Linked DNA regions of Mus musculus: regions 1, 2, 4, 5, 6 and 7 are each linked to region 3. Evidence: chromatin loops called from intact Hi-C (ENCODE). Cell type or tissue: heart. All regions are shown on one strand. Each heading gives the region's core, and the rest is flanking DNA. Links, peaks and the distances in the headings are about the cores only. Region 1 overlaps Pik3r3 (phosphoinositide-3-kinase regulatory subunit 3). Region 2 overlaps Mast2 (microtubule associated serine/threonine kinase 2). Region 3 holds the start of Tspan1 (tetraspanin 1). Region 4 overlaps Pik3r3 (phosphoinositide-3-kinase regulatory subunit 3). Region 5 overlaps Pik3r3 (phosphoinositide-3-kinase regulatory subunit 3). Region 6 overlaps Mast2 (microtubule associated serine/threonine kinase 2). Region 7 overlaps Mast2 (microtubule associated serine/threonine kinase 2).

Region 1 (4,000 bases), core at 1-4,000, 110 kb before region 3:
TATGTGTATTTAATATTAGTATGTTATTTCAATTTTTAGGACCGTTTATTTCATTTTTTCATACATTACATCCTATCCTCTGTATGGGTGAGACAAATGAGACTTACCCCCAAGTGCTGCTATTCTGTTTTCAGACTCCATTTTGATCATAAGGTAAAATTAAGGTCAAGTTCCCAGGCTCTCGGGGCGCTAGGGCTTTCCAGGTGGCTAGCCAACTTCTTTCTCATTCTTCTTTTGTGCCCCAAAACACAGTGAGTGTTCTTAACCAGGACAAGAACAAATGATTCTGATTGATGAAAAGTTGTAACTGTACCTTGGCATAGATACTGTCTTAGTTTGGGTTTCACTGATGTGAAGAGACACCATGACCAAGGCAACTCTTATAAAGGCAAACATTTAATTGGGGCTGGTTTAGTTTCAGAGGTTTAGTCCATTAGCGCCATGACAGAAAACATGGCAGCATGCAGGCAGACTTGGTGCTGGAGGAGCCAAGAGTTATACACCTTGACCCCAAGGCAGCCAGGAGGAGATTATCTTCTGAACTGGACAGAACCCGGAGCATACACAGGAAACCTTAGAGCCCGCCAACATCACAGTGCCACATTTCCTCCAACAAGGTCACACCTTCTCCAATAAGGCCACACCTTCTAATAGTGCCCCTCCCTATGACCAAGCATTCAAAGACATGAGTCTATGGAGGCCAAACCTATTCAAACCACCACAGATGCCTATGGGCTTTATTATTTTTCTGCTTCACTAAGGTGAATGTTCAAAGACATAGTCAGCTCTCAAATATATGCTGTTGTCCCTGGTTCAGTTTTTGCTACCTAATTCAAATAAAGATCTTGCTTTGCTGGACTCTTGTGACTGCTTGGGTTGTTTTGGATTTTCAGATCCCAATACCTCCACTCTTCCCAGCTCCCCCCTCAAATCTCCCCTTTCCTCAAGATCTTCTCCTCAGTTTCCCTTCACAAGAAGAGCAGGCCTCCTAGGACTATCAGCTGGACATGGCATAACTTACAACAGGACTGGCCTCCATGTAGGCATGATGTTCTTATACACTGTGTCAAGTGTATACTTGTGTTGTTCAAATGCTGAGTCCTCTGCCCTCATATAGCTGGGCTCAACTCTGACTAGAATCATACCTTAAGATAGCCCATTTATTTTAAACTACATTCTACCACGTGGCTGGTTACCTGTGCTCAGGTACCATGAGTCCATCTCCCCTGGGCTCTCTCCCAGAATTCTTTCTCTCAACCCTATGTCCTGCCTAAGACTTAGGCTATAGGCTTTTTAATTGACAGGTGATGTACCCATACAATATAGAAGACATTCTCTCTATACCTAAACCCTTATATTAAGGCTGGACAAGACAATGTGGTAGGAGGAAACAGGTCCCAAAAGCAGGCAAAAGAGTCCTACTATTAGGAGTCCCACAGAATGCCAAGCTGTATAAACATAACATATATGCAAAGGGCCTCACTCAGACCCATACAGGATCTGTGACCCTATGAGCCCTGCTTAGTTGATTCTGTGAGCCATGTTCTCATGGTGTCCTCGACCCCTCTGGCTCCGATGAGAGTGATCCTAGCAAAGACTCCTAGTAATGGGGACACAGAGACTGAACTGGCTGTCTTTTATAACCAGGCAAGGCTCCTAGCAGTGGGACTGGGACACCAACCCAGATACAAAACTGCCGACCTATAATTGTCCAGCATATAAGATGTGCTGGGGTAATGGTGGCACAGGACTTGCGGGAACGGCCAACCAATCACTGGTCCAACTTGAGGCCCACACCATGGGAGGGAACCCACACCTGATATTCCCCAGACAGACGGGAACCAGAGGCTGGACAGCTTAGAGACCCAGGATAGAACCAAACACACACTGGCAAAAAAAAAAAAACTCAGATCCTAGCCCAACTGTCATCAGAGAGGCTTTACCCAGGAACTGAAGGGAGCAGATGCAGAGACCCACAGCCAAACACTAGGTGGAGCAAGGGGAACCCCACAGAAGAGGGGAGGAAGGACTAAAGGAGCATCAAGGACACTTGTTTATTTTTATGTGTGTTTTTGCCCAAATAAATCATGTATCATGTGTGTGCTTGGTGTCTGCACCTTTATTTCAAGTTTCATTGTCTTCTATTCCTTTAGCACAATGAGCCTCGTTATTGAGAGATTTATAGACTGACTCCATTCAAGTGGTCAATAGTACATGGATAGTGAAACAGCCACTCATAATATCAGGCTTTATAGTTAGTAAATTAGGGGATTTTCTTCCAGGGCTTGAGATCAAAACCAGGAAGCTACAAATGCTGAATTTGTTCTTGATTTTTGGAAACACTTGTTCTATCAGTGACCTATACACCTAGAGCTGCCTCTTTTATTTTATATGATGTGAAAAGAAAATGAATAAAAGAATCATAGGGCTAGAGAGATAGCTCAGTGGTTAAGAGCACTGATTGCTCTTCCAGAGGTCCTGAGTTCAATTCCCATCAACTACATGGTGGCTCACAACTATCTGTAATGGGATCCCATGCCCTCTTCTGGTGTGTCTGAAAACAGCTACAGTGCACTCACATATATATAAGATAAATAAATAAATCTTTTTAAAAAATCATTATAGGCATAAAACATACATAAATATAATCTTGGATAATATATAGCAAACTATAGGATTAGGGCATGCTGGCATAAGTTTTAGTATTAGCCCTTGTACTTGAGAGGTAGAGGCATGAGTTCAAGGTTAGCCTGGTCTACATAGTGATTTCCAGACTATCCAGAGCTATATAATGAGAGATCATCTCAACAAAAGAAGGGAGCAGGCAGGGACAGAGATGCATAAGAGTAGTGTTTATGTAATATCACTAAGATTTTTTTAGCTGTAAATTAACCCAATTATATACCTAATAGGCATAATAAAGAACACTCCACACAGCAAGAATAGAATATAGGTAATTCTTAAATAAAAATATTATATTCCAAATATTATATCCAAAATATATCACATTAGACCACAAAACAAGTTTTAGTATGTTTTAACTTACTTTTTCAGATTGATTGATTGATTGATTGATTGATTGATTGATTTTGGTTTTTCGGTAGCTCTGGCTGTCCTGGAACTCACTTTGTAGACCAAGCTGGCCTCGAACTCAGAAATCCACCTGCCTCTGCGATTTATTTAATTTTATGTGTATGAGTGGCATGCATGTGTGCATGTACATCACACGTGTGCCCAGTGCCACAAACTCTAGGTCAGGAGAAGGCATCAGATTCCCTGGCAGTATAGTTAAAAATCATTGTGAACCACCATTGAGTGTTGGGAACCAAACCCAAATGCTTTGCAAGAACCAGTGTCCTTACTGGCTGCAGTGGTACATGCTTTTAATCCCAGCACTCTGGAGGCAGAGGCAGGCTGGCCTGATCTACAGAGCGACTTCCAGGACAGTCAGGGCTACACAGAGAAAAATGGTCTCAAAACAAAACACAACAACAAAAACAACAAGTATTCTTAAATGCTGAGCCATCTCTCTAGCCTCAGGTGTTAATAAATTGTAAGACTACAATCATACAGAGGACTTTTTCTGATCCACAACGAGAAGGAAGTAGAAATCATAGAAGAAAAGCTAGAAAAGTCAGAGATTTACAAAAATTAAATGTCATGATCTGAAACAATTAATGGTTCAAAAAATAAACAACAAAGGCCAGGCATGGTGGTGTATATATGCCTTATCCCAGAAGCCTTGTGAGCTGGTGGCAGACAGATCTCTGTGAGCTCCAGGCTGCTGTTATCACAGTGAAGTTCCAGGTTAGCCAGGGCTACCTAGTGACACTCACCTCATAGAATAATGTAAAATAAATAAAGAAATGACAATCGAAATTAGAAAATGCCTTGTGATACATGAGACCTAGGCACTCCATAAGAACACTTACAGGACACAACAAAAGCAGCTATCCACGGTATTTATAGATGCAAACACCTACGGTTAAAAACAGTAGAG
Region 2 (4,648 bases), core at 399-4,398, 170 kb before region 3:
CTGATAGACACACCCTTATTCCACACTGCAGGCACAGCAGCTCTAATGTCCCTCACAGACCTTAACCCACTCCAGTATAGTCTATAGTACAACTAGAATAAATGTGTTGCTTTCTTGAGTTGTTCTAGTGAATTATTAAACCCTTAAAGGGAACTATGGGGACTTAACAAGTTTGTGGTCAGTCAATTTCAAAGACCTACCCCAAGGCTGGGATTGTTTTTAGGAAAATGGAAGTCTTCTTGAAGAATTTGGTCTTTTTTTTTGTTTTGTTTTTTAAATATTAAAGGCAGGTTTATTGGGAAGCTGCTTTTGGGTGATCGAGTTCACAGGCTCCAAGGACAGAGGCAAGGGAAATGGCCAAGAGGGTTGGAGAGTGGGTAGGGATGGAAGAAAAAGAGAGAAAGGGCACTTGCATAGAGAGAGGAGAGAGAGAGAGGGAGAAATGAAGGGGGGAGGGAAAGGGGAGAGAGAGACAGACAGACAGACACCAAAGAATTTGCTCTTAACCTGTCTGTGAGATCTACACTTAGTCTTTATGCTTTTTCTCAGAACTGAATGATACAGTACCTACAGTTAGAGTTGGGGTCTGAATGGCTTTGGGAAGACTATTGGAACATGGACCATTGGAGAGAATGTTTATAAACTTCTAGACTACCAGGCTGGGGGAACCCATCATTATATCCCCTTGCTTATAGAAGGCTTTGTTTTGTTTTGTTTTGCTTTGCCAAAACCTTTCGCAGTCCCTCTTTCCCCCCAACTATATATATACTATATACCCTCTCACTAATTATATTCATTAAAAACAGATCCCAGCTGGCTGTAGTGGCTCATACATTCAGGAGGCAGAGGCAGAGGCAGAGGCAGAGGCAGGTGGATCTTTGAGTTTGAGGACAGCCTGGTCTACAGAGTGAGTTCCAGGACAGCCAGGGCTAAACAGACAAACTGTCTCAAACAAGGAAAAACAAGTCCCAGAGATTTCTCTGATTGCTTCTTTTACTAAGTTATCATTAAATTTCATGGTGGTCAAAGTATTTTATTGATTTTAAATTATTTAAAATGTATTTAATTTTACTATGGCCCTGAATATGATGATATTCTTTAGTAAATTTCTCATGTCACTGAAAAAAAAGCATATAGTCTACTACCGTATTGCAGTCTTCAATTAGTCGGTAGTGTTGTTTAAGTTGTCTATATATTCATCTCCATCTCATTTGTTAATTTATTGATTAGTATGGGCTAATAGATACTTATCTTCTAGTTAGAATCTTATTTATTTGTCTGTTTAAATTGTAGCTGTGGCCACTGAAAGGAAGTCCCTTAATTTGATTCCTGTTTTGTGACATATCCCATCAGTGCTGTTTGGTTTCTGTTTTCTTTTTAGGGCTATTTGCAACTTCCTTGCCTTCTAACACTGAAATGCATCCTGCTCATCTGTATTTCTTTTCTTTTCTTTGTTTTTTTTTTTGTTTTGTTTTGAGACAGGGTTTCTCTGTGTAGCCTTGGCTGTCTTGGAACTCACTCTGTAGACCAGGCTGGCCTTGAACTCAGAAATCTGCCTGCCTCTGCTTCCCAAGTGCTGGGATTAAAGGCGTGCGCCACCACCACTCAGTTCATCTGTATATCTTATATCAGTCTTAGAGTCAGTCATTTCTTCAAGAAGCTTGAGGGGTGTTTTTTTTGGGGGGGGGGTTGGGATTAGTATTAGAAACCAAGATCTGAGTAACAGCTTTCCCTTAGTCTTACAGACTCCATTTCTAGAGTTTCTTACGTCAACAGTTTTTTTTTTCCCACTTCTTCAGTGGCATTGCTTCTCTAGTCAGTAAGCATTATTCCTTGGGATCCTCTGATATGATACATTATTTGTTTGAAATTTGCATATCTTACCTGACTAGGTCACAACACATAGTCCCAACTACTTGGAAGGCTATGACAGGAGGATCATTGAAGCTCCAGGGTTTTAGTCCACCTCAAACATCTTTATAAGACACACATACCTCATTTTAGAAATCAAAGTGTTAGGTTTTGAGTGAATCCATTCTCTCTGAGGCAGGAATAAGAGTTCATAAACAGCCTGGGCTTCTGTCTCAAAATACCAGTGACTAGCATACACGAAAACTAATTGAGAAAATGGTACTTGAGGTTGGCCATGTTTTATAGACCTCAGAGTTTGTAGTATAAGGCATTTTATGGTGTACTGCTATCCTGAACTTCTGCCAAGGAACTCTACCCTTACTGTATGCACATTTTTGTTTAGCCCCTTGGCTGCAGTGGGTGGAGATACTTGTACAAGTAACTTTTAGACTAGGCGTTCTGTTGTCTTTAGGACAGTTCTTAAGCCTTTGGAATACTGCAACTTGATCTGTTCCTAAGAGCGCAGGAACATGTGAATCCCTGCTGTATCTAGAAAGGGCGTCCAAGGTAGGGTATCACAGGTACCTAGTTCTAGGTGATAACATTCCTGGGTTGTCAAACTTTTATAAAGACTCATAAACTGAGGGCTGGCCTGAGAAAATAACCAGATATACTAAATTAACAAGAGAAAAAGGTTTCTTACCAGAAAGCCACACAAGTTTGCCTCATTCCCAGAGCAAACTTCAAAGAGTTCCTTTTCCTCTCCCCATCACAGGTAACAGTCCCTTGGACAGCCCCCGGAATTTCTCTCCAAATGCTCCTGCTCACTTTTCCTTCGTTCCTGCCCGTAGGTAAGTTGCTTGAGAACCCCTCTGTGCTGTTTGTCTTGTCTTGTTTTGTTTTGTTTCTCTGTGTAGCCCTGGATGTCCAGGAACTCACTCTGTAGACAAGGCTGGTCTTGAACTCAGAGAACCGAGTGCTGAGATTAAAGGCATGTACCACTGACCCCTGACTGATATGTGTGCTTGGTAGATGTCTGTGTTCTTCTTTCAAGTCAGTACTCTTCCGTGTGGATTGGGTTGCCTTGGACTACCAGTAATCAAAATGCCTTCCTTTCTGTCCTCTCCTAGGTCTTGTTCAAGTTTTCCTTTCTGAGTGACTGTGCATTTGCAGCTGAACAGAAAGATAGTAGATTCATTTATTTTATAATCCTAAGCAAAACACAGTGGTACCCTAAGAATATATTCCACAGCATGATACTGTAACTGAGAATTATCGTTGGGTTAGAGAAGAGAAAGTGTTCCAGGAAGGATCCAGAGTAACACTCTTTACCTTGTATCCCAAGTACTTCCAAGAAGCTGAAAGGGCCTGACATGACTTTCTTCTCAGCTTTTGTTGGAGTTTTGTTTGTTTGTTTGTTTGTTTGTTTGTTTTTAAACAGGGTCTCATTATGTGGCCCTGGCTATGTAGACTATACAGGCTTCCCTATGTTAGTAGCTTTTTAATGTGTTTCTTGCAGTTTTCTGCTTCACCCAGCTAGCTCCCAAATTGAGACTGGACTATAATATTTACTTAACAAGCTTCTAAGTTCACAACAACTCCACATTAATCCTCTAAACTAATTTGGCTACCTCGCAGTCAAAATCCCAGTGATACTTTCATTAGTACTGATGTGGCTCTCTTGGCTCCAGGACTTTTCTCATGGTGTCTCCTGGACTCTCTTCCAGCTGTGATTTCCTACTTCCTCTCTCTCCTTCCTCCCTCCCTCCCTGGGCTGAGAGGAAGTCCAGCCCTATTCTCTCCACTGCTCAGTCATTGGCTGATCAGCTCTTTATTAACCAATCAGGAAATTAGGTAGCAATGTTTACACAACATTGAGACCAGAGATTCTCAGAATAAGGATTGCAACTAGATGTGGGGGCAAGGAAATCAGGATTTGAATGATACAAAGATAATCTTTACCCAGTGCACAGAAACATTATCCTTACAGCCCTATTCAGAGATTTTCCCTTGTCTCTGCCTCCCAAATGCTAGGAATATAAATCTCAGCTTTCAGCTGAGGGTCCCAAGTATGAGTTCAGAAAGACTGTAATATCTCATAATTCGCTGAGCTTCGAAGGGTTTAAGTCCCATTTCTCTCCTGTCTGAAAATGATAGTGTTGATTCTGGCCTCTCCTAGCAGGCCTGACAGTTCCACCCATGCCGAGAGCACATTAAGTGGCCTCTGGAGAAGTCCACCCTCACGGTGTCTTCAAACCTTTGCTAAGGCTCCCTACACACAGTGGCTTGTTTTCACAACTTCACAACTCTCTTAGCCATAGTTCAAGTTTGTGGGGCTCTTGTTTTAATTTGGGGGGGTCGTTTCCTTGTTTAGTTTTGAAGTAGAGTTTTCTTTAGTTCTAAATGGGAAAGCCAATTTAAAATAAATAGTAATAAGGCTCCAGCTTTGTAGCGGTCAGTGGCTAGCGAATATACTATATCTTGGAGTAAGAGCAGTTCTACTATTAAGACTACTTTCTTTGCTAGGTGATAGTGGTAAGACATGCCTTTAATCCTAGCACTTAGGAGGCAAAGGCAGATGGATCTCTTCAGTTTGAGGCCAGCTGGTCTACAGAGCCAGCTCCAGGACAGCCAGGGCTACACAGAAAAACCTGTGTAGGGGGGAAGTGAAGGTGTTGGTTGGGAGGACTACTTACTTACAAGGTATAGCAGGGGGCTGGGCTGTAGCTCTGTTGTAGGACTTGTCTAACATGCACAAAATACCACATAAATGAGGTATAATGACTCCCACCTGAAA
Region 3 (4,648 bases), core at 261-4,260:
AAAAAGAAAAGAAAAAAAAAAGAAAATATGGATTAAAAAGAAAGTCTAAAATGGTGGCAATATACACCTATAATCCCACCTAAAACCCATGTGGAGGTGGGAGCCAACAGCTTCAAGAGTTTGAGGTCATCTTTAGCTTCATAGAGTCAGTGGATGGCCTATGTGGGACCTACAATCACAAAAATCCCAACCCAACCAAATAAGCAGACAAAAACAACTTAGAGCAAACAGACAAAAAAAACAAAAGTCTATTTTATAGTTTTGTTGTGCAAAAAAACAAAACAAAAAATCCAAAGCATGTTGCACATTTAAGGCAAGCTTTATAGTATAGTTTGGAATGGCTCTGACTGGCTGGACCTCAGAGATCCACATGCCCTTGCCTCCTGAGTGCTGGGATAATGGGTACTGACCACCAAGCTCTGCCCATTTGTTTCAGTTTTGAGATGGGATCTTACCACCTCTTGGCCAGAAGGGTTTTAAGCTTGTAGGATCAAAAGATCTTCTTGCCTCAGCCTCCAGAGTAGCTGCTAATACAGGCATGTCCCACTGGCTTATTACCTGTAATATTATCTGCTTTCTCTGTCTCTACAGTTGCCTCCTTCCAATCAAAAACAACAAACTAAAAAATCCACTTCCGGGCTAGAGAGATGGTTCAGCAGTTAGGAATGCTTACTGCTCTTGCAGGAGACACCCAGCACCTCCAGGTGATACTTTCTTTTGACCTCTGTAGGCACCTGCATACATGTGAATAAACACACACACACACATGAACACACACGCACTCACCAACACAAATAAAAACCCACTTCTTTGGGTGTAGTGGCACAAGCCAGAAATTCCCCCACTTTGTGAGGTAGAGGTAGAAGAAAGACCATTGCAAGTTCAAGGTCAACTGAGGCTACATAGTGAGTCCTACACAAGCCAGGGTTCCATGGTGACTCCGTTTCTCAAGAAAACAAAAGTAGTCATAAAAATCAATCCACTTCCTCAAGTCAGGGAACGTAGCTCAAGCGACAGGGCATTTGTCTCTGGTGTGCAAAGCCCTGGGTGCTGTCCCTAGCAGGACACACACATACCATCTCTCTCCCATCATCATCCCTCCCCTAAATCCATCCCATAATCACGCTAGTAGTGCTCTCTGCTCTGACCTCTTAGTGCTCCTTGTTCTGAGTCAACTACTCTCTTACACAGACCAGGAAACGGAGACAGAAAAACAAATCTCGGCAGAGTAGTGGGGTGGGATGACACATACCTGGAACTCTAGCATTAGGGAGGCTGAGGCAGGACGACCAAGAATTCTAGTTAGTTGGGTGTGGCGTTTCACAACTGCAATCCTAGCGCTTGACACAGTCCTGCTTCAGCTGTCCAAGTTTGAGGCAAGTCTGGAACTACAGAGTGAGACCTCTTCTCGAAAGAAATAAAGCCAGGTTGGTGGCTCACACTTATGATCCCAGCACTCTGGAGACAGGATCAGGCAGGTTTCTGAGTTCAAGGCAAGTCAGGAGCTCCAGAACAGCCAGGTCAATATAGACCCCTCCTCCCCCCACCCCCAACCCCCCCCACACAGGATAAATAAATAAATAAATAAATAGGGGCTGGAAAGTTGGCTCAACCATTAAGAGCACTTGCTGCTCTTCCAGAGGACCCAGTTTGATTTCCAACACTTACAGGATTCCTGTCTGTAACTGTATTTCTAGGAGATCTCTTTTCTTCTAGCCTCTGGACAGGGTGCACAGAACAGACACACATGCACACAAAACATTCATACATGTTAAATACAATTTAAATTTAAAAATAAATAAAATGGGGCTGGAGAGATGGCTCAGCGGTTAAGAGCACTGACTGCTCTTCTGAAGGTCCTGAGTTCAAATCCCAGCAACCACATGGTGGCTCACAACCATCCGTAATGAGATCTGGCGCCTTCTTCTGGAGTGTCTGAAGACAGCTACAGTGTACTTAAAGCATATAATAAATAAATAAATCTTTAAAATAAATAAGTAAATAAATGAATAAATAAATAAAAAAATGGCCAGGCACAGTGACACACATGGGATTAAAGAATCCCAGCATTTGGGAGTCAGAGGCAGGCGATCTCTGTAGGTTTGAGCCAGCCTGTCGTACATAGCACCACGACAGCCAGAGGTACATAGTGAGACCCTGTCTTGAAAGAACAAAAATAAAAACAAATAAATAAACAAATAAAAATCCCCAGGGCCCACACAGCTAAGAAATGACAGAACCAGAATTTGGGGAGCAAGGACTTGTGAAGAACCTCTCAACCAGGAAGCTTGGAGTAGGAAAACAAAGAGGGAGCCCCAGAAAAGAAGGGTTACAGAACCTTGGGGTGATAGTGTCTCCTTTGTAGGCCCATAGTGCCACCTGCTGGCAGAATGACCAGGGCCATACTCTGGATTCCAGAATATGGAGAGGGGGAAAAGAAGAGTGGGGGGGGGGCGGGGGGGGGGGCTGGAGAAATGACATAGTGGTTGAGGCTGCAAAGGACCTTGGTTTGATTTCCAGCACCCACATGGTGGCTCACTGCCTCCTTAACTTTCAGTTCCAGGACTCCAGGGGATCTGATGGGCTGCTCTGAACTCCGTAAGAACCAGGCTCACACATCAGAGATATGCAGGCAAAAGGATGTAAAGAAGGAGGAGGAGGAGGAAGAGGAGGAAAAGGAGGAGGAGGAGGAGGAGGAAGAGGATGATGACGGTGACCTTGAAGTCTTGTGGGTTTTGTGAAAGGAAGAGGAAAAACAACCATTTCCTGTTCTGTGGTGAGAACAGAGGACCATGATCATATCCTTGAAAGTGTGTGTGTGTGTGTGTGTGTGTGCACCCATGTGCAAGTGTATGTGTGTGCATATGTATGAGCGTGCATATGTATGAGCATGTGTGTGTGTTCTCATAAGTGTATGCACATGAATGTACATTTGTTTGTGTGTGCATATGTGTGTGTGTGCGTGCACGCACGTGCTCACGAGTGTGTGCATATACTTATGTGTGTGTGAACACGCAAGAGACAGTGTGAGACATGTTCATTTACATTCAAGAGTACCACTCTGCTGGGCAGTGGTGGTGCATCCCTTTAATCCCAGCACTTGGGAGGCAGAGGCAGGCAGATTTTTGAGTTTGAGGTCAGCCTGGTCTACAGAGTGAGTTCCAGGACAACCAGGTCTACACAGAGAAACCCTGCCCTGTCTTGAAAAACCAAAAGAAAAAAGGAAAAAAAAAAAGAGTATCACTCTATGTTATATACGTGACTGAGTTTTTTTTTTTAAAGATTTATTTATTATTATATGTAAGTACACTGTAGCTGTCTTCAGACACACCAGAAGAGGGAGTCAGATCTTGTTACGGATGGTTGTGAGCCACCATGTGGTTGCTGGGATTTGAACTCTGGACTTTCGGAAGAGCAGTCGGGTGCTCTTACCCACTGAGCCATCTCACCAGCCCTTTTTTTTTTTAAGATTTATTTATTATTTATTATATGTAAGTACACTGTAGCTGTCTTCTGACACTCTAGAAGAGGGAGTCAGATCTCATTATGGATGGTTGTGAGCCACCATGTGGTTGCCGGAATTTGAACTCAGGACCTTCGGAAGAGCAGTCGGGTGCTCTTACCTGTTGAGCCATCTCACCAGCCCCCCGTGACTGAGTTTTGTGTGTAAACATATGGGTGGCAGCTCGAGCAGATGTGGGTGCCAGTAAACACACAGTTTCAAGGTAAGAATCATATCACACTATTGTGAGCGAGGCACCCAAAAGTTCTAGAAAGCTACTTGTCCAGCTCCTGACACTGCTGCCCCATACACCCCTTTTCAGGAGAGGCAGAGTCTATGGTGACATTTCCAGGTAGAGATTTAATTATTGCTTTCAGTGTTGGGAACTTATCTCCAGGCAGTAGGGGGCAGCAGGGGCAAAGAAGGCTAATCAGCCTTGGGTGGGGCCAGCGGGCGGGCCTGCGGCCAGGAGGTTTTAAAACACCTGCCCCACCTGTAGGTGAGTAGTGTTTTGCGAGGACTAGCCGCTCCTTCAGCGTTCTGCCAGCACACTGAGTGGCAGTTTCCTGGAGCTGTTCTGTTCCTTCTGGAGTGCAACAGATCCCGTTCAGAACCTATTGCCAAGAGCCCTGAAGCAGGTGATGGCATAGACCAGGGATTAATCTATGAATAGGTACCAGTCTAAAAACAGGTTTGGGGTGCTAGAAAAAGCCATTGGTGGGTACTGAAGAATCTGAGATTGGTTTAGAAAGAGGATTAGGAAAGACAGGTGTCAGGCAAGGGTGTTGAGTGGTCTGGAGTGTGAGATCAGGCTTGTAATACCTGCATGGGGATCTGGGGATATTAAGATCTGAGAACTAGTACAGGTGGGCATACGTGTCAACAAAAGGACTGGAAAAAGTTCTGAGATATTAGAGTCCAGATGCAGGGGAAATTTGGTGAGAAATAACAAGATGTTGGACTCAAAAAAACACAGCCAGCCCAGGGCAAGTGGGAGGTAAGGCCCTAATTTGTGCATGTCTGTTTCCCAGGACACACCATGCAGTGCTTCAAATTCATTAAGGTCATGATGTTCCTCTTCAATCTACTCATCTTTGTAAGTATGGTGGTTGTGGGTTTCCTGGGGTTCCTTACAAAAGCAGGTCA
Region 4 (4,000 bases), core at 1-4,000, 96 kb before region 3:
AACTTAAGACAGTGTATGTGCACTCCACAGCTCTGAGAACTTAAGACAGTGTATGTGCACTCCACAGCTCTGAGAACTTAAGACAGTGTATGTGCACGCCACAGCTCTGAACTTAAGACAGTGTATGTGCACGCCACAGCTCTGAGGCTTGGGGAGGAGAGGGCTACATGCTGATTGTTGGGTTGGGTTTCAGCTTTTTGAGACAAGGTTTATACTATAGTCAACATTGGCCTGAAACTCGTGGCAATCTTCTTGCCTCAGGCTAAAAGTAGAAAAAGAAGAACCATAGAGTAGGCTCATCAGGTAAGGGTCTTGTCACCCATCTTGACAACTTCAGCTCAATCCACAGAACCTACTTGGTAAGAGGAAAGAAACAGCACCCATAAGTTGCTCTCTGACCTCCACACTATGACACACATGCAGACAGACAAAGTAAATAAAGTAAAAATAAAAACAATAAAGGCTAGTGAGTAGTGGTGGTGCACTCCTTTAATCCCAGCACTTGGGAGGTAGAAACATTCAGATGTTTGTGAGTTCAAGGCCAGCCTGTTCTATATAGAAAGTTCTAGGCCAGCCACCATCCTTTAAAAAAAAAAAAAAAGAGGCCAGTGACTTGAGGGCTGAATGACCAAGAGTGAGAACAGTAAGTGCGGTAAGAGGAAATAGGAGATCATGAAACACCTTGTAGATCACAGTAAGGCTTAATTTTTAATTACGTGTGTGTGTGTGTGTATGTGTGTGTGTGTGTGCCTGTGCCTCCCGAGTGCTAGGATTAAAGGCGTGCGCCACGTTTTGTTTTTAATAGATCATTACTTACTCCTGGGAGAATGACACGTGCCACTGGTTTCCCCTTCCACTTTTACACGGGTTCTGGAAATTGAACTCAAGGCTTGCACAGCAAGTGCCTTTAACTACTGAGTCATCTCACCATCTTCATCCCATTCTCTTCCATCACAAGGTCACCAGTACTTTTATCAATCCGGCCTCTGTCCCCTTGACCCAGTCCTTCCTGCTCTTCCTGCTCCCCCTTTTTTGTGGGCTGTCCTGGCTGTGGTTTTGAGGAGGGCCTCAGGTAGCCAGGCTGCCAGTAAACTCCATTAACCAAGGATAACCCTCAGACTGTTCTGCCCCCACCTTCAGTTCTAGTCTTACAGCGCGACTGGCTTATGTCATTCTGGAGATCCAATTCAGAGGTTCATGTGTATAGGCAAGCGTGCTGCCATCTAAGCAGGAACATCAGCTTTCTTCTTTAAAAAGAAAATGAGCCGTGCATGGTGGTGCACGCCTTTAATCCCAGCACTCAGGAGGCAGAGGCAGGCGGATTTCTGAGTTCGAGGCCAGCCTGGTCTACAGAGTGCTAGGTTAGTTATGGCTACACAGTGAGAAGCTGTCTTGAAAAAAAAGAATGAAAAGCAACATCACCATCATGAAGGGGCAGGTGTCTGCGGAGATGGATCATGGATGACAATGTTTGCTGCCAAGCCCAGTGACTTGAGTTCAGCCCTGGGCTCCACCGTGTGGAAGGAAAGATAGAGGCTGAAAGTTGTCCTATGACCTACATAAGCAATGTAATACATGATCATCATCATTTTCTTTTTTCTTTCTAAAGATTTATTTATTTATTTTATGTATATGAGTACACTGTAGCTGTCTTCAGACACAGCAGAAGAGGGCATCAGATCCATTACAGATGGTATGAAATTTCTTTCACTGAAATTTTGTTGGCTCTACACATGTGGTACCTAGTTTTTTTTTTTTTTTTTCTGGTGCTATATGGTTTCATAAGCATTAAACCCCTATATCTCTAGATATATCTTTTTTTTGAAGAAGAAGAAGAACTTTTTCTTTTCTTTAAGATTTATTTATTATTATACACTGTACACTGTAGCTGTCCTCAGATGCACCAGAAGAGGGCATCAAATCTCATTACAGGTAGTTGAGCCATCATGTGGTTGCTGGGAATTGAACTCAAGACCTTTGGAAGAGCAGTCAGTCTTACCCGCTAAGCCATCTCGCCAGCCCTAGATATATCTTAAGATAATTTTTTCACCCTGACTCAAAAAAACAAAAACAAAAAAGAACAAAAGAAAAAAAAGATAATTTTTTCCTAAAAGTTCTAGAGAGCTAAAAATCAATTCTTACCTCAGAAAAAGTTGAGGTAGATGGACTGAATAAATGTCTCAGAGCCTATTGCCAGGTAGTGGTGGCAAATGCCTTCGGTTACAGCACTTGGGAGGCAGAGGTAGGAAGATCTCTGAGTTCAAGGCTAGCCTGGTCTACAGAGCAAGTTCCAGGACAACCTGGTCTGTTACACAGAGAAACCCTGTCTTAGGAATAAAAAATGAGTTCTTGCTCTCTGTTCTTTCAGAGAACCTGAGTTCAGTTCCCAGCCCCCACACTGGGATGCTCCAGGGGATCAGATCTCAGGTACCCACACACAGGTGGCACATACACATAAATAAAAATAAATATCTGGATGCTGAACAGGTAGCTCAGCAGTTAAAAGCACTGGCTGTTTTTCCAGAAGACCAGGTTCAATTCCCAGCACCCTCATGGAGGCTCACAACTGTCTGTAATTCCAGTTCCAGAGCATCCAACATCCTCACACAGACATACATACAGGCAAAACACTAAGGCACATAAAGTAGAAATTAAAATTAAAAATTAAAAACAATCTGACCCAACTTTCTTATTTCTACAAATGGAACACATAGTCTTAAGCTTGGCAAGTTCAAACCATGATCACTTTCACCTTCTTCCAGTGCTGTTACTAAGCTCCTTTTGGCTTAATTCTCCATAACCTTTTACCTCAAGTCTTGTCCTATAACAGCAGGAGTATCATAGGACAGTGTGCAATCAGGACTGAATCATGTCATTCCCTGTGTATAGTCATCTACCAATCCTTCTGCACTTAGAAATAAAATTCAAAGTCCTTCTCATGGCTCGTTAAGTTTCTGCAAAGTTTGTTTCCATTCTATTTTTTATTTTATTTATTTTTTAAAGATTTATTTATTTTATGTGTTTATTTCCATTCTAGTTTCAACATCTTGATAATGGAAGGCAACCACAAAGTGGTTTTTGCACTAAATCTTCACCCAGATTGCTTCTGTATTTTTTTGCTCTCACTCCTGGGTCCACCTTTCTGGCTGGAGACTTCTAATCCAAGTCTCAGAGGCTGCTGCCTCAGGAGCCCTCCTGAGCCTCCTCCGTCCGCAATCCTGAGGGCATCGCCCTCCCTTGGGCAGCACTTCATGGGCTCTGACATTGTCTCAACTCCTTTCTTTTTTTAATGTCCTGTGCTGTCTCCCTGTCTTCACTCCCTCCTTCTCACTACAAGGGAGGGCTGTGCTCTGATGCTTAGCTTTGCTTAGAAGAGTCTAAACAATGTTAGTACTCAGGAAATATTAAATAAGCAATAAATCCTAAATCCAATCATGACTACCTCTCCCTCTGTGAAAGATTCCTAGATATCTGTCATTATTTCCTTAATTGTTTTGTTGTTTTAAGTCAGGGTCTCATATGGCCCAGGTTGGCCTCATACTCATTACATAGTCAGGTCTGACCTCGAATTTAGATCCTCCTGGGGGCCTGCTGAGACTGCAGGCCTGCACCAGCACACCTGATCCTAAGAATCAAACTCAGGATCTCTCACATGCTAGGGAAGCACTCATCAACTGGACAGGATCTCCCACCTTGTCTCTCCTCCTTTCCTTTAAAATACAGTCTGATCATAACCTCTCTACACCCACCTACAATATTAAATATAAACTCCAAACTTTAGAATTCAAGGCTCTCGAAGCCCTCAAACCTTCTATTCCCTACCACTTCTTTTTAACAAATGTTACACGGCCAGAATGGAACTGCATCGCACAAGATGGCTCTGACTTCTCATTCCACCTTCCCTGCTCCCAGTGTTATCTCCCTTGGCAACGAACTCCATCTACACGTAAAATATCATTTTTTCCATGAAGGTCGGCTTTCATTATGCCCTAAAATGCAT
Region 5 (4,000 bases), core at 1-4,000, 76 kb before region 3:
ACACCAAAGGTGGGCAAGCATGACAAAGGATAACAAGTGTTCCACATGGCAGCTAACAACTGTTACTCCAATTTCAGAGAATCCAACACCCCCTTCTGGCCTTCATGAAAGCATGTGCAAAGCAAAGACAAACATATAAGCAAAATACCCACGTAAAATAAAAATCAATAAAGATAACAACTGTTTGCAAAATTATGGTAGTTAAGAAAAAAGAAAGAATAACCATATGACCCAATAGTCAAAAACCAAAAGCAGAATGATATGATCTAACAATTCTACTCTATTTTCATGAAATCAAGTGTTAAGAAGAATACTGTACCCTTGTGTTTGTCATAGCTTTTTTTTTTTTTTTTTTTTTTTTTTTTGGTTTTTTGAGACAGGGTTTTCTCTGTATAGCCCTGGCTGTCCTGGAACTCACTCTGTAGTTTGGAATTCCGAACTTGGAAATCTGCCTGCCTCTGCCTCCTAAGTGCTGGGATTAAAGGCATGCACCACCACTACCCGGCTTCTCATAGCATTTATTCATAAGAAATACAATCTAAATATAAATCAATTCACAAATAGATAAAGCATGGCATTATGTAAAATAAAATATTGTTTGGCCATTAAAAGGGGGTGGGCATCAGGCATGGTGGTGCATGCCTTTCATCTCAGCTTTAAGGAGGCAGAGGTAGTCAGAGCCCTCTAAGTTTGAGGCTAGACTAGTCTACATAGTGAGTTTCAGGACTGTGAGGAGACACAGTGAGACCCTGTCTCAAATATAAGTTGGGGGAGAAGGAGGGATAGGCCTGCAGTTAGGAGTGCGTGGTGCTCTTACAGAGGACTGGATTCTCAACAACCACACCAAGTACTCCAAGGTCATTTTGACATATACACACAAACACACACACACACACAATTTAAAATAAAACTACTACCTTGTTTTTGAGAGCTGGAGCAATTTTCTTAGCAGTTAAGAGTATTTGTTACTCTTTTAGAGGACTCTGCACCCAGTTCAATCCCCAGCATGCACATGGTGGCTCTGTAACTCCAGGTGCAGAGAATGCAATGCTCTCTTCTAGCTACTCTAAACACAAGGCAAAACACCATATACATAAAAGAGAAAAAATAAATCTAAACAATTTTTTAATCTTTAAAAATGTGTAGAGGGTGCTGGGCAGTGGTGGAGTGCACCTTTAATCCCAGCATTCAGGAGGCGGAGGCGGGCAAATCCCTGTGAGTTCAAAGCCAACCCGGTTTACAGAGCAAGTTCCAAGACAGCCAAAGCTACACAGAGAAACACTATGATTCATGGCATGAAAATAGAAAAATGTGAAATAAGCAAGACACAGAAAGACAAATGCAGAATGATTTCATATACATGTAAAATAGTAAGATGTTGATCTACAGTCCTTCCACTTGAGAGGCAAGGAAGCAGGATCTCAAATGCAGGGTCACCCTGAGCTATGTAGAGATCCTTTCTACAAACAAAAACAAAAACAAAAACAAAACAAAACAAAATCGGGGGCTGGAGAGATGGCTCAGCAGTTATGAGCACTGACTGCTCTTAACTGAGTTCCAACTCCAGCAACCACATGGTGGCTCACAACCATCCGTAATGAGATCTGGCGCCCTCTTCTGGGGTGCCTAGAGACAATTACAGTGTACTTACATATAATAATAAATAATCTTTAAAGAAAAAAAAGTGCCTGGCAAACACAGAAGTGGATGCTCACAGTCAGCTATTGGATGGATCACAGGGCCCCCAATGGAGGAGTTAGGGAAAGTACCCAAGGAGCTAAAGGGATCTGCAACCCTATAGGTGGAACAACAATATGAACTAACCAGTACCCCCAGAGTTTGTGTCTCTAGCTGCATATGTATCAAAAGATGGCCCTTGGTCTTGCAAACTTTATATGCCTCAGTACAGGGGAACGCCAGGGCCAAGAAGTGGGAGTAGGTGGGTAGGAGAGTGGGTGGGCGAGGGTATGGGGGACTTTTGGGATAGCATTTGAATTGTAAATGAAGAAAATATCTAAAAAAAAGTGGGAGATGGCGGGTTGGAGATGAAGCTCAATGGTAGAGTACTTACTTGCCTGTCATGCTCAAGACCATGGGCTGGAAAAGGTAGAGAGATTTTTTTTTTAACATAAATCTCTTTAACCTGATCTAAGCATTAAGATAGATATCATATGGTATCCAACATATGTATACAGTTTTCATGTATAGCTTAAAAATAATTTTAAAATATACATATATATGTATATGTATGTATATATATATATATATATATATATATATATATATATATATATATATATGAATGAAGGCTAACAAGAGTTTTCTCTGAGGCTTTCCTATTTATTTATTCAATTATTTATTTATTTTGGTTTTTTTTTTTTTGAGACAGGGCTTCTCTATGTAGCCCTGGCTATCCTGGAACTCATTCTATAGGCCAGGCTGGCCTGGAATTCACTAGCAAGCTCCCTGTTCTTTTGTCACTCCACTGTGGGGAAAACCCCAAAACCCTGTTTCTATTATTACTATGCCACAGCTTCTGAATTCTCCTGAAGGAAATTACAACAGTTTAGAAAATCATGCCACTTCCAATTTATAGTTTCTAATGGTAACTGAGATTACTATTTTGTTAGCAATTTATCCACATGCCTCTAAGCAGTGACCTTTCCATCCCACAGAGTGGCCAATGGTCACTCTAATCTGATCCCAGGAAGATATACTCCAAGATCTCAAATGAATACCTAAAGCCATAGATAACATCTGAATCTAATAGAAACTATCTTCTCCTGTACATATATACCTATGACAAAGTTAAACTTATAAACTAAATGTATGAGATTAAGAAAATACAAAAATTACAATATACTGTTAATAAAAAGGTTTTATGAATGTGGTTTCCCTTGGAATATCTTATTATGCTTTATCCACCCTTCCTCTAATGCTGTGCGATGACGGCACAACGCCTAAATGATGGGGTAAAGGGTGGTAACTGAGGAAGGCATAGCGTTACAGGGTTAGGCTATGATAGAAGGGTTAAACGAACATAAGCCCAGAGATATTCCAACAGTAGATCTAATAATGAAAATGGCTACTACGTGACTGCCAAGGCCTCTGTGTGACAAAGGGGAAGATTTGTGTCCTATGCATGATGTATTAGGATCAGTAGGAGATTTCATCACAATACACAGGACAACATGCAATTTAACCTTTATCAATTGTTGCTAGAATTTTTCATGTATTACTATCAGACTGCAGTTGACCACAAGCACCTGAAACCCTGAAAAGCAAACCCACAAGTGATAACTGTTTCCTATTTCCCCCTTCTTGTGCCCTTTACCAGAAAAAAATAATTCTGCAGCCACCCAATTTTATCACCCAACCTCCATTCTTCTTGAAACTCACGTTCAGACTTCTGAGTGTTGGACAAAGGTTTCTCTCTTCCTTTGCTAAACTAATAATCCCTTCATATCTTCAAATCCACCACCTTCCTCTCTCCATCTAATCACACAGACCCATTGTCTGAATTTTACCTATATAAAGCCTGAAAATAGGAAACAAGTTCAACTCTAATATTCTTACATGTTTCTTGGGATGGGAATGTGGCTCAGGTAGGAGAGTGCTTGCCTAGAATGTATGAATCCCTGGGTGTAAACACCAGCCTCATGTGGCACGTGCTTATAAGCCCAATCAGGAGCAGGAGGCAGGAGAATCCTAAATTCAAGGTCATTATAACGACTTAAGTTCAGGGATAGCCTGAGCTACATAAACTGTTCTTACTTCTCTAGTTAACTTTCATGTTTGCTTCATAAGTTTTCTAAAGGTGACTCATATTTCCTGTTTGTTTCCTCGCCTCATATTTACTCTTAAATCTATTACTCTGATGCCTATTCCACTCCCTAAGTATGTCTTATCAAGGCCCTCCCTACAGAAAAGTAGAGTAGAATCTACCTTCATTTCACATAATCACGTTGGGTTTAATCCTAGTAGGAATCCATTTCCTTTT
Region 6 (4,648 bases), core at 298-4,297, 150 kb before region 3:
AGAGTGAGTTCCAGGACAGCCAGGGCTATACAGAGAAACCCTGTCTCGAAAAACCAAAAAAAAAAAAAAAAAAAAGAAGCATCGAGAGGATCTAGAAGGGGCAGGACAAAAGAAGCAAGGGTCTTTACTTGCAGAGCTTCTGTTTCTCCACTTGAGATCAAGAAGTGAGTGAAATAAAATATCATTTCATGTCTTAAAGAAGAGGAAAGGAACTAGAGGGCTGGATTCTTACTGCACACATTGCTTTCACGACTCAAGGTTGTCGCCAGCCTCCCCCTCTTCCCTTCGACAGGATTTGCCCTCTGGTCACATCTTCATTTGATGCAGATTTCTTAAGTAACTCCCAGAACATGCACAGCCAGAGGGGTGCTCAGCTGGTAGAAGAAGCCACCAAGAGAACAAGTCCAGGGCAGGAGCCCTAGAGTTGCTTGCTAACATTTGTATTTCCTTTTAAACTGAGAGGGAAAATTGGTACTATCCCAAGATCGCGGGGAAATAGCATTCATTTTTGCTATGAGCCTGTTTGTCTTTGACTTCGGCACATCATTTTGCCCATCTCCCTGCCCTTAACCTCTCCTCCTTTATTTTTTGAAATTAGCTGGTTTGTGTTTTTTGTTGTTGAGGATTTTGTTTTTCTGTTATGTCTTGAGTCAGTCTCACTTTGTAGCTGGAACTGTCATGGCTAGCCTCAAACTCAATCCTGCCCCATTCTTATGAATGCTGGATTATACACCCACAACCCCAGGTGTGAATTTGCAGTTCTTACCAAGAGCAATCTGCTGTGTACTCGTCATGGGTCTTCTGAGGGCAGGTTGTTCCCACAAAAAGCAATCAGGGTTCTCTAGAGTAACAGAACTTACAGGATGGATTCTCTCTGTATATAAATGGTATTTTCTTTTCTTCTTCTTTTTTAAGATTTATTTTATTTATATGAGTACACTGTTAACTGTCTTCAGACACACCAGAAGAGGGCATTGGATGCCATTAAAGATGGTTGTGAGCCACCATGTGGTTGCTGGTTTTGAACTCAGGACCTCTGGGAGAGCAGTCAGTGCTCTTGATTGCTGAGCCACCTCTCCAGCCCCTAGAAGTGGTGTTTATTAGAATGACTTACAGGGCTGTGGAACAGCTAATCCCATAATGGCTGCCTACGATCAGAAAGTCCAGAATTCGAGTAGTTGATCAGTCTACAAAGCTGGATGTTTTAGCTAGTCTAGAGTATACACCAGAATCCTAAAGAAGTAGACTCTAGAGCCAGTGAAGGAATAGATTTGTTATCAAAGACAAGAACAAGCAGGCAAAATGAGCTATCTTTTATCTAGTATTCCAGCAGAAGGTATGGTCCAGATTAAAGATAGGTCTTCCCACCTCAAAAGTCTGGATTAAAGATGTGTCATCCTACCTCAGAGATCCAGTTTAGAAGTAGATCTTCCCGCTTCAAATGATTTAATTAAGCAAAAATTCCTCACAGGTATGCCCAGCCATTTTAGGTTCTAATTAATTGTAGATGTAGTTAAAACGGCAGCGAGAATAACCATGACAAGCTCAGAGAGACGCCAGGAGACTGAGGTGCTCAGACCTCCTTCATCCTCTCTCTGTCCAGGCCTCCCTGAACAGTCTGTCTGTTCCTACTTGTATGTGCTTCTTGCTGCTCTTGGCCTTCCTTCCTTCCTTCCTTAAACTGTACACTCTTCTTCATACACGTGACAGCTGAGGGAAATGACAAAAGTGCTCTCCTTTTCTCTCTTGACATATACCAGTGACGCCTTGTAACAGCGACCTAGGCTGTCTGCATTCATCTGTGTCCCGTTTATCAGCTGTGCGATTCTAGACAGATCATTTGATTCCCTGGAGCTTCATTTGCCTCATTGACAACTCATAATAATAGAATTCTACTAGATCTGTCTCATACGAGGATCAGTGAACACTGGTTTTCTAACAGTTGGTGGACATGAGAAGTATGAGTAACTATTAGCTATTAGTTTGTTTAATCTTTTCTCTGTTCCACATTGTAGCCTTGAAGTAGACACAAGAATGAGAGCAAAGAAAGAAAGTGCAGGAAAGCAGCTAGGAAGTTCCATAGTGTGCAGTGTTGAGAAATGTATCTTGCATGCCTCATTCTCTATGTGCAGAGATGTGTATTGGTATACACCTAGAGCTGTGTGTTGGTATTTATAGGTATTTCTGTGTCCTTCATCTAAGATAGGCTTTAGAGAAGATGTGTTAAGATTTCTTTCCCGGGACTGGAGAGATGGCTCAGCGATTAAGAGCACTGACTGCTCTTCCGAAGGTCCTGAGTTCAAATCCCAGCAACCACATGGTGGCTCACAGCCATCCGTAATGAGATCTGACGCCCTCTTCTGGCGCATCTGAAGGCAGCTACAGTATACTTAGATATAATAATAAATAAATCTTTAGACCGGAGCAAGCGGGGCCGACCAAAGCAAGTAAAGGTCCTGAATTCAAACTCCCAACAACCACATTATGGCTCACAACCATCAGTACAACTACATTGTACTCATATGTACATTAAATAAATCTTTAAAAATATATATTTCTTTCTTTTCTTCTTTCCCTGCTGCTGTCCTTCTTTAAAAATCCCTCTGTACACAGATAAACTTTTGTGTCAACATATTAGGATACAGAAGTCACCATCTAGTGATAAAGAGAAGTCAAAGTCTGAAAGAGGCAGTTGTTAACTTGTTCACTAGTTTGTCAACTATGTTTGTCAGTTTTCACATGGCTGTATAGTTAGAGGCCCAAGAGAGTCCCGAGCCAGATCTCCATTCTGCTCTTCTGGGGATCTAGGCCAGGGTCATGTTGCAATCCAAAGTCCTCCATCCCAGCTTACCTTCCAAGACCAGGCAGGACCATACCTTTGATACATGTTCTCTAAGCACCTCCTGTATTCAGTGTGAACTTAGGTTAAATCTGAGAACCCTGTGATAATGAAACCTTCTGACTTGCCAGATGTCTTACATACAGAAGGTTCAGAAACCAATATCATCTATGCACTGACTTGTCCAGTCAGGAGACCAAGTCACCCCAGAGGAAAGAGAACCTTTGTTTCCTAGGAAGTCTGGGGAATTCATGATACTTAGGTGAGATGAAGAGCAACAGGAACTTGTAAGGAAGGTCAACCCCAAAAAAATGGTGTAACAAAGGCATGAAATATGGCTAGGCAGAGACCAGCAAACCTTGTATGCCTGCAGAACCAAAAATCGTACAGTATAGGATATGGCAAGAAACAGGCAAAAAGGTGATGGGGGCCTTGAGTCTGGTCCTGGGACTGTCTGCCTTCAGTCATTCGACTTCCCGGCGTCACATAGGCACACAGAGAGCCCATCCTTCAGAATTCGCTGCAGCTAAGCTGGGACTGAAAGGGAATTCTTTTCTTTTCTTTTCCTCCCAGGCCACTGCACAGATGGAAGAGCGACTAGCTGACTTCATTTCCTCTAACACTCCAGATAGTGTGTTGCCCTTGGCAGATGGAGCACTAAGCTTTATTCATCATCAGGTGATTGAGATGGCCCGAGACTGCCTGGATAAATCTCGGAGTGGCCTCATTACGTCACACTATTTCTATGAACTTCAAGAGAATTTGGAAAAGCTTCTGCAAGATGTAAGTGTCTTGACGAGGAATGTAATGACACTTCCACAAGGTCATCTCGGGAATTGGCAGTGAGCTCACTCTTCCAGCTGCTGGCCACAATCAGGTCTCCTTGCCAGTGAATAGGAGTTTCCATGTTTGGTACTGATGATCTGATGTTCTTCCCACGGCCTTTCCATCACTAAGAGAAGCCTGCTTGGTTTCAGAGGAACTCAGTTTTGTGAATGGTTCTCTAAAGCCAAAGCTGTATTACTCTGTCTGAGACTCCAACATGGGTAGTGTATAATTCCAGCATTGGTATTATGTATGAGTATTTGACTTTTTACCAAAATATGTATAGGTATTTGACTTTTTACCAAAAGCAAAAAGTTGCATAGAGGTTCACCAGACATGACGGCCCACACCTAGTTCTTGGGAGGTGAGGCAGATCCCACTGAACCTGACTGGTCTATGTAGTGAATGCCAAGCCAGTCTGGGCTATATGTAGTGAGATCCTATTTATTTCAAAACAAACATCATCAGCATCATAATAACAATACAAAATACAGTAGTGGATATATGGACTGTGTTTTACTGAAAATCATTTGTTTAAGCACAGCTTCCTAACTATCCTCAACCCAGGTGAAGCAGGCCTCAGGCTTATCCTATGAGCAAGTCCATTAACTGATACTTTATTAGCACAGTGATAGACTTTGACGTGAAAATGTGAATCTCTTCAGTATAAAAAGTCTCTGGGGCTGGAGAGATGGCTTAGTGGGTAAGAGCACTGACTGCTCTTCCCGAAGGTCCTGAGTTCAATTCCCAGCAACCACATGGTGGCTCACAACCATCTGTAATGGGATCTGACGCCCTCTTCTGGTGTGTCTGAAGACAGCTACAGTGTACTTATATAATAATAAATAAATCTTTTAAAAAAAAGTCTCTGGGAGGAACTGAAATGATGACTCGGCTGTTAAAAGCACTGGTTGGTTTTCCAGAGGGCCCAGGTTCAACTCCTCGCACCCATGTAGTGGCTCACAACAGTCTATAAATAGATTT
Region 7 (4,648 bases), core at 265-4,264, 280 kb before region 3:
TTTTATTGATGTAAAGAGACACTGTCACTATAACAACTCTTAGAAAACATTTAATTGGGGCTGGCTTATAAGTTCAGAGGTTTAGTCCATTGTTGACATGATGGGAAGCATCGAAGCATGCAAGATAGACATGGTGCTGTCAAGGAGCAGGCAGCATGAAGGGAGAGGGACATTGGGCCTGGCTTGGGCTTCTGAAAACCCAAAGCCTACCCCCAGTGACACACTTCCTCAAACAAGGCCACATTTCTCAATAGTGCTACTTCCTATGAGAATATGGAGGCCATTTTTCATTCAAAGCACCACACTCTGTGTGTGTGTGTGTGTGTGTGTGTGTGTGTGTGTGTGCGCGCGCACTTGTACCTCCGAAGACAAGGTCACAGAACAAGTTGATGGAGTTGATGCTTTCCTGCTATACAGATTCTAAAGATGGAACTCAATTATCAACTTGTCTGTGTAACAAGTGCCTTTACCCACTGAGCCAAGCTGCTGGTCCTGTGATTCTGTTCTTAACCTTTCATTTTACATCCAGTCCCTCATGTCTATTAGGTACTACATTCAAATTGAGGAAACCACCCTACTCATTTCCACCATTTCTCTATACTGTCAGACTGGGTAATGGTGGCCCCCATGCCTTTAATCCCAGCACTTGGGAGGGAGAGGAAGGTAGATCTTTGTGAGTTTGAGGTCAGCCAAAGATACACAGACAAATCCTGCCAAGGGCTGGTGGGGAGGGGGGAGGTAGAACTACAGAATCTACAGTGTTACCCCGTTAGATCTTTCATGTAAATTCCTATGAGTTTCATGACTCATCTTCTGTCCTATTCTTAGTGGTCTCTTCCTTGTGTGATATTTTACACATAGAAAATCATTCTGTAGAACCTTAAGTATGAGCTTGTCACTTTACTAAAAAACCTTTACAGTTGTTTCCTTCATAATTTAGATCAAAGTCCAAAGGGCTGTTGACTTTGTCCTGTAAGACTTTATGAAATCTGGCCCTTGGCCTAACTTCCTCATCTTGTTTACTAGCTCTAGTCACAATGGCTGCCTTGGTGGTCCCCAAGTATAGTAAACATTTCTGTCTACCTGAGAACATTTAAAAAGATTACTATTGCTTTAGGGATTTTTTACTTATGGTTTCTGTATCTAGAATTCCCTTTTCCAGATGGATGTGTACAGATGGTTTTCTTACTTTGTTCATGTCTGTTGAGATAATGCTTCCTTTGTTGTTGTTGTTGTTTTGTCTGTTTGTTTATTTTGGTTTTTTGAGACTGTTTTTCTCTGTGCAGTCCTGGCTGTCCTGGAACTCATTCTGTAGACCAGGCTTGCCTCAAATTCAGAAATCCACCTGCTTCTGTCTCCCACGTACTGGGATTAAAGGCGTGGGCCACCACTGCCTGGTGAGATAATGCTTTTTTTTTAATAGTTTAATGTATTTTAATAGCAAACTTACAGGAATAGCACAGAAGACAGACAACATTAAAAACAGGTACTTGTCTGTAGGGCAACTCAGTTAGAAAAGTATAGTGAATGGATGGAATCTACTGTGTGATAAAAATGCTACAAACACCATTTAGTTGCCGTCAATAAGAAATTACTTATTTTTAAAAAATCCAAATGCTGTTATTGTCCAGAAAATTTTAACAGGTTTATTTATAATTGTTATGAAGTTGAACTGTTAAAATGTGTTCTGAAACATTTTGCTTGCATTAATGCTTTACATCTTGCATTTATATTAAAAATACACACAAGTAAACATGGAGAAACTGCCAATACCTGATTCTGTCCCCTCTGTTTCCACTTGCAATCATATACTTAGGTACCTTTGACCCCATGGAAAAAATATCTAACATTCAGAACTACTGATTACAGGAAGAAGAGGAAAAAAAATTTTTTTAAGAATGAAATGTTTCCCCTCATAGTGGACTCTTAATCACGTTCTCCACGTATGCGGCTTGCTAGCTGGATATCTTTTGGCATAATTGTTACAGGTTTGGCATGGGTAGCACACAGATTGGTATCTTCAAAAAGGCCAACCAGATAGGCCTCGCTTGCCTCCCGCAAAGCACCAATAGCTGCACTCTGGAAGCGCAGAGCAGATCTGTTTTGAAGTCCTGAGCAATTTCTCGCACCAGATGCTGAAAAGGGAGCTTGGGAATCAGAAGCTCAGTGGACTTCTGATAGCATCTGATTTCACTGAGTGCCACAGTACCAGGCCTGTAATGATGAGGTTTCTTCACTCCCTCCAGTAGAGGGCGCACTCTTGTGAGCAGCTTTTGTAGTCAGTTGTTTCCTGGGTGCTTTACCAACCGTGGATTTGCGGGCAGTCTGCTTTGTAAGAGCCATGGTATGGACACCTCCTTACTTACCCCCCTTCTCCTTCGGCTGGAGCTCAGCAAGCAAGAGGTGGCACTGGCATTGGAGAGCGGCAAAGGCTGCGAACACAATTTGAGATAATATTCTTAAAGAAACCTTTCTTGACTATCTGTTCCAAAATAACTCTCATGGTCACTTCCTTTTCTCGTTGTATTCTTATCTTCTATTGATAGTATGGCCACATTTTTTGGTACTTACTGATTTTCTTCCATATTAGAACATTTGCTCCTTAAGGGTAGTAATTTGTGTCTCTTTTTCTGACTTCCAGCTCTCTATGCATTTTGAATTCTATTTTCTTTACAAAATAAATAATAAATTCTTCATGACTGATAGTACAGTGAATGAAATAAGAGTCATGCTGGGCTGTTAGGTAGGCAGTTGTTGTGCAAGCCTGGTGACCAGAGTTAGATACCTGGAGCCAATGTTAAAAGTATATCTGCAATTCTAGCACTTCAGTGAGCAAGATGGGTGGTGGGAATAGGAGAATCAAGCAGAAGCTCATGGGCTATCTAGCTTGAAGTATGAAGCACAGCAGAAACAGCAAGAGAGACCCCTTCCTTTAAAACAAAAAAGATGGAAGGAGAGAACCCAACTCTTGAAAGTTTTCTCTGGCCTCCACCAGTTTTCTTTATAAAGAACCTATCTTAGAATGGGATGCATATATCTCCACTGATTTGAGAATGTAATTAAGATTTAAACTTTAGAGGCCCTTATTTCTAAATTCTGAGGTATGCTATGACAACTATAGTATTAGGAGTGCTCACTGTGGGAGAAGTTGAGCTATTTCAAAATCCTTTAATACTTAATTCACCAAAGTAGAGCTACTTTCTAGTATTGTTAGGTTTTCTGTTAGGTATTTAGGAATGATTTATGAAGCAGAACATTTGGATATAGTTGGCAGTAGTTTTTGTTTTGTTTTGTTTTGCAAGACAGGGTTTCTGTGTAGCCCTGGCTGTCCTGGAACTCACTCTGTAGACCAGGCTGGCCTCGAACTCAGAAATCCGCCTGCCTCTGCCTCCCAAGTGTTGGGATTAAAGGTGTGCACCACCACCGCCCGGCTTGGCAATAGTTTTTAAAGTTATTTTAAAGGGATGTTATTAATGTGATTTTTTTTTTTTTTTTGGTTCAGGTAACCCTGGGATATTTAGTTTCTGCCTTTGACTACTCAAAGAAAGAGACATTGTTATTCTAGCTCAGACTTTGGTCTTTATATCAGTTAGGGAACACTGGTTGCTGTAATAGATACATTCAGAATGACCTAGACTGATACACACTTTTCCATTCTCTATCTTGGTTCTTGCAAGGTCGCCTGAGGATGATGGGCCAGCATAATCATTTTCACTTGTATTTTACTTCTAAAATCAGTTACAGGCCTCTAGCTAACTGCTAGAAGGCTGAGGACATTATATAGATGCTTAGGAAGGGAATCATATTTTATCAACTTGTAGCTATTCTCTGCTTTGGACCTATAACCTTGGTGTAGTCGGTAGAATTTTAGTTTCCTTTTATTCTTTTCAGAGCCCACAGAGTTTTGTGTCACCACCATTTTGGATTTTAGAAAAGGCCTTGTTCCCCACACCTGATAGAAAATCTAAAAAAACTTCTTTTCCTTTGCTTTTGGTACATTAGATCTTTGACTACCCTACACTCATGAGGCTTTGATTATAATCTGTTGTTAGATTGTGATAGTAACGATGCAGATGAATTAGCTTAGGGGGTAGGGTGCAGCCCAATGTGCAGGGTGCTTGCCTAGCGCATATGAAGCCCTGGGCTTACTACACAGCACTGCACAACAGACGTGATGCTGTATTAGAATCATGAGACAGAGACAGACAGAGTCGTTCTTAGCTATAGAGAGTTTTAGGCCAGCCTGGGAAAACGTGAGGACCTGTCTCAAAAAAAAAAAAGTTTAATAATCCAGTAAGTTACAAAGTGACCTGAAGTTGAAGCTGGAATTTCATGTAATTTGTAATATTTTCATATTGATAATATTTCATGAAGTATTTGCTTTTCTACTTTTAAAACATAAAAAATAGGGCTGGAGAGATGAATTAGCTGTTAAGAGCGCTGACTGCTCTTCCAGGGGTCCTAAATTCAATTCCCAGCATCCACATGGTGTGGCTCACAACCATCTATCTATAACCTGATGCCCTCTCATGTATCTGTACTCATATAAATAAAATAAATAGATAAATATTTTAAAAAAACATAGAAAAATACTTCTATCTTCCTAGCTGGGTCTGGCAGATGGGTAGGCTTTGGTTTGCCAGTCTCG

What was found. Hi-C counts contacts between places; a loop is a spot of excess contacts. Peaks named below come from ENCODE experiments on the same cell type or tissue, not always from the same donor. Only the 100,000 strongest peaks of a DNase experiment are listed, where the experiment ranks them.
Region 1: it touches region 3 in a loop (4-fold over the local background); 15 of 42 quality-filtered maps call a loop at or near these places.
Region 2: it touches region 3 in a loop (2.4-fold over the local background); 6 of 42 quality-filtered maps call a loop at or near these places.
Region 4: a loop joins it to region 3, with 2.2 times the contacts of the local background. A loop is called at or near these places in 2 of 42 quality-filtered maps.
Region 5: it touches region 3 in a loop (5-fold over the local background); 5 of 42 quality-filtered maps call a loop at or near these places.
Region 6: a loop joins it to region 3, with 2.5 times the contacts of the local background. A loop is called at or near these places in 4 of 42 quality-filtered maps.
Region 7: it touches region 3 in a loop (2.6-fold over the local background); 4 of 42 quality-filtered maps call a loop at or near these places.

Annotation. Positions count from the first base shown.
Region 1 is chr4:116,280,388-116,284,387 of GRCm38, reverse strand. All of the region lies in intron 5 of Pik3r3 (phosphoinositide-3-kinase regulatory subunit 3), which reads right to left. Among named protein-coding and RNA genes, the nearest start is that of Pik3r3, 61 kb to the right of the region's middle. In heart, for the core only: a CTCF peak has its summit at 1,988 (motif pointing right); no DNase peak of the experiment used is centred there.
Region 2 is chr4:116,335,476-116,340,123 of GRCm38, reverse strand. Mast2 (microtubule associated serine/threonine kinase 2) reads left to right here. Exons shown (of 30, transcript NM_001369061.1): 6 at 2,627-2,702. Among named protein-coding and RNA genes, the nearest start is that of Pik3r3, 120 kb to the right of the region's middle. In heart, for the core only: no CTCF peak of the experiment used is centred there; no DNase peak of the experiment used is centred there.
Region 3 is chr4:116,166,958-116,171,605 of GRCm38, reverse strand. Tspan1 (tetraspanin 1) reads left to right here and starts at 4,008. Exons shown (of 8, transcript NM_133681.4): 1 at 4,008-4,140; 2 at 4,534-4,598. The coding sequence starts at 4,542. In heart, for the core only: CTCF peaks have their summits at 2,361 (motif pointing left) and 3,894 (motif pointing right); a DNase peak (open chromatin) is centred at 2,375.
Region 4 is chr4:116,263,763-116,267,762 of GRCm38, reverse strand. The region is part of intron 3 of Pik3r3 (phosphoinositide-3-kinase regulatory subunit 3); the gene reads right to left. Among named protein-coding and RNA genes, the nearest start is that of Pik3r3, 44 kb to the right of the region's middle. In heart, for the core only: a CTCF peak has its summit at 1,902 (motif pointing right); no DNase peak of the experiment used is centred there.
Region 5 is chr4:116,243,726-116,247,725 of GRCm38, reverse strand. All of the region lies in intron 1 of Pik3r3 (phosphoinositide-3-kinase regulatory subunit 3), which reads right to left. Among named protein-coding and RNA genes, the nearest start is that of Pik3r3, 24 kb to the right of the region's middle. In heart, for the core only: a CTCF peak has its summit at 1,603 (motif pointing left); no DNase peak of the experiment used is centred there.
Region 6 is chr4:116,321,238-116,325,885 of GRCm38, reverse strand. It overlaps Mast2 (microtubule associated serine/threonine kinase 2), which reads left to right. Exons shown (of 30, transcript NM_001369061.1): 11 at 3,413-3,622. Among named protein-coding and RNA genes, the nearest start is that of Pik3r3, 100 kb to the right of the region's middle. In heart, for the core only: a CTCF peak has its summit at 2,390 (motif pointing left); a DNase peak (open chromatin) is centred at 3,555.
Region 7 is chr4:116,446,483-116,451,130 of GRCm38, reverse strand. The region is part of intron 1 of Mast2 (microtubule associated serine/threonine kinase 2); the gene reads left to right. Among named protein-coding and RNA genes, the nearest start is that of Mast2, 15 kb to the left of the region's middle. In heart, for the core only: a CTCF peak has its summit at 2,246 (motif pointing right); a DNase peak (open chromatin) is centred at 2,270.